2 separate regions of the Mus musculus genome follow, and region 1 is linked to region 2. The links are chromatin loops, found by intact Hi-C in ENCODE. Cell type or tissue: left cerebral cortex. All regions are shown on one strand.

What was found. A loop is a pair of places that touch in the nucleus more often than their neighbours do. Peaks named below come from ENCODE experiments on the same cell type or tissue, not always from the same donor. Only the 100,000 strongest peaks of a DNase experiment are listed, where the experiment ranks them.
Region 1: a loop joins it to region 2, with 2.5 times the contacts of the local background. A loop is called at or near these places in 2 of 42 quality-filtered maps.

What each region holds. Positions count from the first base shown.
Region 1 is chr12:85,798,709-85,801,208 of GRCm38, reverse strand. The region is part of intron 5 of Flvcr2 (feline leukemia virus subgroup C cellular receptor 2); the gene reads right to left. Among named protein-coding and RNA genes, the nearest start is that of Erg28, 25 kb to the left of the region's middle. In left cerebral cortex, no CTCF peak of the experiment used is centred here; a DNase peak (open chromatin) is centred at 972.
Region 2 is chr12:85,744,854-85,747,353 of GRCm38, reverse strand. It overlaps Flvcr2 (feline leukemia virus subgroup C cellular receptor 2), which reads right to left and starts at 815. Exons shown (of 10, transcript NM_145447.2): 1 at 1-815. The coding sequence starts at 502. In left cerebral cortex, CTCF peaks have their summits at 607 and 1,456; a DNase peak (open chromatin) is centred at 1,442; H3K4me3 peaks cover 1,417 bases; H3K27ac peaks cover 782 bases.

The DNA of each region.
Region 1 (2,500 bases), 54 kb before region 2:
ATGCTTTTAATCCCAGCACTCAGGAGGCAGAGGCAGGTGGATTTCTCAGTTTGAGTCCAGCCTGATCTATAGAGCAAGTTCTGGGACAGCCAGGGCCACACAGAGAAACCTTCTCTCAAACAGTCAGTAGCTGAATCAATGCAGAAGGTAGGCTCTGAACCCAAGCTTTGAAAGATCAGTGGTATCTCAAGCTACACATCAGGAGAGTAGTAATTTACTATGCAGTTGCAGTTTGCAAAGAGGTCAGAACCATAGCCTCCAGCAGATGCAACTCTGTTCTGGTTTTGAGAATAAGAGGCCTCCATCCTTCACCCCATTCACTCCCTCGATTTCCATCACCCCGTAAAAAGCATACTCAGGAATGTGAGTCACTCTCAGTAATTCTACAAACTCACTAGAGAGAAACAAACAAACAAAACAAAACAAAAAATTCATTGTGCTGTGTTTGTTAAACGACAACTCTACCTTCATACAGTGGCTACTTAAAACAAACAAAAACAAAACAAAACAACAACAACAACAAAAACCTATTCCTAGTCCCAGCCTGAGATAGACTTCAATTCCCAGGTTCCGACCTCCAACCCAAAGTAAACAAATCCAGGAGCTTGGGGAGGAAGAGGATGATTGGCAGCTGGTCACTTGTACTAAACAGAGTCTTCCTAGGCCTCTACTATATTTTCTAATTCATCTAAATAAATCATCTGGCTGCCCACGACCCAGCCAGGCCAACATTCCAGTCCCTCCCTTCTCCTGCTGCAGGGCAGGCCCTGGAAGAAGGGACACTTCTGTCCTCTTGACGGGGGTGGCCAGCCTTCAGTGCTTTTGTATCCGGCCGAAACAAGCAACTAACAGATGCCGAGAGGAGAAGGCAGCCAGGCTTCACCAGCAGTAATTAAGCCGAGCCAGGCTCCTCATCATTCGTGAGCCTGGCAGCCACATCCCTGGGAGTGGCCTCAGCTGGCCTTTGACTAGGCCAACCAAAGTGAGACTTGGCCTGCCCAGAGGCTTACAGAAGTGGGTTTGTGTGGCAGAGAACAGGTCGACCACTGTCTTTTGCCTCTAGACACTGGAAACTTTGGAGGCTTCGACAAATCGGCCTGGAAAGCTGCCCACCCCAGTGCAGCACCATCCTGGTAGCTGACCCACAGCTAGTGTTAACTGAACACCCTCTGCATGAGGGGCCACACAGAGTCACAACCAGAAGGGAAGGGCATGACTGGCAGTGTAGGCCATTTTTTGCCTAGCATACACAGGTCCTGAGTTCGATTCTGAACACATGGGTGTAAGTTAGAAATAGGTTGGGGGACTTATCCTCTGGTTTCCTGTCCTCTGGAGAGTTCCTTCAAGGCTGGCTGATGAACAGATGCCCAGCAAATGCCAAAGTCTCCCCATCTGCATCCCCAAGCTGAGATTACAAGCACTTGCCACCATGCCTGTATCCCTGCTGAAAGGACCCTGATATAGCTGTCTCTTATGAGGCAATGCCAGTGCCTGGCAAATACAGAAGTGGATGCTCATAGTCATCTATTGGATGGAACACAGGGTCCCTAATGGAGGAGCTAGAGAAAGTACCCAAGGAGCTGAAGGGGTCTGCAACCCTATAGGTGGAACAACAATATGAACAAACCAGTACCCCCAGAGCTCGTGTCTCTAGCTGCATATGTAGCAGAAGATGGCCTAGTCGGCCATCATTGGGAAGAGAGGCCCCTTGGTCTTGCAAATTTAATATGCCCCGGTACACGGGAACGGCAGAGCCAAGAAGTGGGAGTGGGTGGGTAGGGGAGCAGGGTAGGGAGAGGGTATAGGGGGACTTATGGGATAGCATTTGAAATGTAAATGAAGAAAATATCTAATAAAAAATTGAAAAAAAGAAGTGTATCCCAGGAATCAAACTTAGGTTCTCGCGCTTACAGAGCTAGCGCTTCTCATTTGAGCTGTCTCTCCAATCCTGACTCGCATTTTACAAAGCAGACCCTTCTACTTCATTGGCATCTGAAAAGTGGGATGTCAGGATTTTGTATTTATAGGCCAGGATTAGGTTGGCATATACTAAAATCTTTTATGATCACTCTGGGCTGTTAGAAGTATACTGGATAATTGGGCCTAAGGCATAGGATATTTGCAAACAAGATAAAAAAAAAAACCAATTGCAAGATTTAAATGCACTGCAAATTGAACTAAGACACAGAGAGCCCAGTTATTCCAGAGCAGCCAAGGTCAGGGAAATCGCCTGCTCATTGCTCTTTGGGGGTTCCCCTCAAACTTTCCAACTGCTGAGATCTCCGCACCCCCTGCCCCTAACACACATTCTGTTTTCATTTCTCCGTCCTCTTTTCTTTCCACAAGGCTTTTGGATAGGGATGAAGACTAAGCCAACCTCTGTGTCCACTATTCTGAGTCCTCCCAGGATCCCACAGAGTGAGTAGAGTTCCATCCACTTTGTGAATGAGGAATCCCAGGCTCAGAGAAAGTAAGTCAAAACTGCCTATTTGACCAATTT
Region 2 (2,500 bases):
GCATCCAGGCCACGGGCAGGAGCAGAGGGATGTAGGTCAGCATGTAGCACATGGACAGCCAATCAATGGCAAAGGCACTGACACCGTAGAAGTTCATGAAGATGTTATTGATGGAGCCGTACTGAATCCACTGGAAGGCATTGCACAAGGAGTAGCAACTGAACACCAGGACCACGACCCAACGACGCTTGCTCACCTTGATCACGCTGTCTTCTCTAACCAAGCTACTATGATGGGTCAAACCGCTGGGTTGAGCCAAGGTACTGGGGAGTGCTGAACTGCTGGGACGGACAGAGACGCTGGGGTCGATGGAGACACTAGGATGGATGGAGACACTGGGGTGGCCTGAGACGCTGGGGTGGCCTGAGACGCTGGGGTGGCCTGAGACGCTGGGATGGATGGAGCCGCTGGGCTGGGTGGAGTAGCTGGTGTCCATCTGGAATTCCGACTCTGGCGCAGGTCTGTCATTGCTCTCCTCCTGGTTGAGACTTTCATTCACCATGACCACAACGAGCTCCTGAATCCCAGGCACGTACTGACTCCTACAGTCTTATGGGTCAGCAGCCTTTTGCCTGTCCCCCTAGAGCTGAGGCAACACTTCTCCGGGAGCGCACCTCTGTTAGCGGAGAAATCGAGATCTCAGGTTCCTACGATCACTCCCTAGCAAACTGTTGTCCCCCAAGTTGGCCGCAGACGCCTTGCCACGCGTTCCAGGCTGTCCAGATGAAGCGTTGACCGTCCTGGAAAAAGTTTGACTCCTGAACAGCGAACTGTGGCAGGGCGAGCTCGGTTTGCTCCCGGGCAGGCTGGGGCCTCGCCCCCTCGGGCGCACGTGACCGCCCCGCCCCCCGGCCTGCCCGGCTCCCCACGCCCCTCAACCCCTCCCACCCAGGATCCCCTGCCTCCTTGAGCGGGGCTCGCAAGGCGCCGCTCTTGTTTCGCCATAGGTTGGGGTGTACATTCCTCTCCGACGTCCCCGGTGTCATGGAAACCGCCCGGTTAGCCCCCACCCCTACACTTTCCCTAAATTCACTTGTCCCCCCCACTCCCAGAGGTCTTCGTTGGTAAATGAGGACTTCGCCTCACGCCCTTCCGAGGTCAGAGTCTTCTCGGGGCCAGCGGGCGTGCACCGAGGCTCGGAGTCCCTAAACTGCTCAGGGGGATCCGAGAGAGATCCCTACCTTCCTCTCTTTTGCTGGGCTCTCCAGGTGACAGTTCAGTGTGCCTGGTGAAAGGAATGCTTGCTTTTCTCAGAGACCTCCCAGCCGACAAAGACTTATTTTGGTGAACTCGTATATGAACTTGTTTAGTGTCTGACGGGTCCCTGAGGTCTCCCACTAGGGAACCCCGCGAGCCAAGCATAGCCTGGAGGGAAAGTTGTGGAACCAAGTCTCTGCGCAGGCTCTGGGAGTGAGGCAACGAAGTGACTCATACAGCCTCGTAGCCCTCCGCTGCCACCTACCGATCCCCTGAGCGTCACCTCTTAGCCTGGAAGCAAGGCTTTCAGAGAAGGAATGCTGGCTTGCGCTGGTCCCTACAACTCCATGGGTTCACAGTGATAAAGAACCCAAAATTTAGGTTGGATTCCGGTTTAGCGACTTAGGCGTGTAACAATAGGTCACTGAACACCACTTCTGAGCTCCCGTTTCTTTTGCAAAATGTAGATGGTGAAATAATGGCCCTTAGAAAAATCCAGCCAGGCGTGGTGGCACACACCTTTAATCCCAGCACTCGGGAGGCAGAGGCAGGTGGATTTCTGAGTTCGAGGCCAGCCTGGTCTACAGAGTGAGTTCCAGGACAGCCAGGGCTATACAGAGAAACCCTGTCTCGAAAAAAAAAAAAAAAAAAAAAAGAAAAATCCCTGGCTGATAATTCGTTCAACAAATGTTTCCTATCCTGCCAAAAGGCTAGCATTTGTTGCCACGGGGTAAATGTGCTTCATGGGTGAGCATGCCGGGCATTCTATAATGTAGTTACTATTGCTTGCCCTGGGTGTGTGTGTCTGTATGTGTGCATGTGTATGGTGTATGTGCAGGCACTCAAGGCTTTGAAAACATCGAGCTGTAAGCTCTCGGCCTTCTTGCCTCGTGCTATAGACAAGAAAACAAGCCTTTTAGAACTCAGTTAACTAAGGTCCCAGCTGGCCTGAAAAGTCATACTTCCCATCATTCAAGCTACCACACAGTTACATAAGAGCAGTCTGAGCTGCAGCCTGGGTGGCTCCTGGAAACCTGGTGGTGTTTTTGTTTTGCCTTTTTTGTCTGTTTTGGCTTGGTCTTTTTGAGACAGGGTTGCTCAGGGTAACCTTGAATTCCACACCCTCTCAATCCTAAATGGTGAGTTTACAGGTGTATATCACCATGCCCGCCCCCCTGCCAAGCTTGTTTCAAGGGAAGATTCCCAGATCCCCAGGTTCAGCCCAGAACTCCTGAATTAGAACATTTGAACAGAATCTCCAGGTGATTCATGTGTGTTCACACGTTGAATCTTGAGGGACACT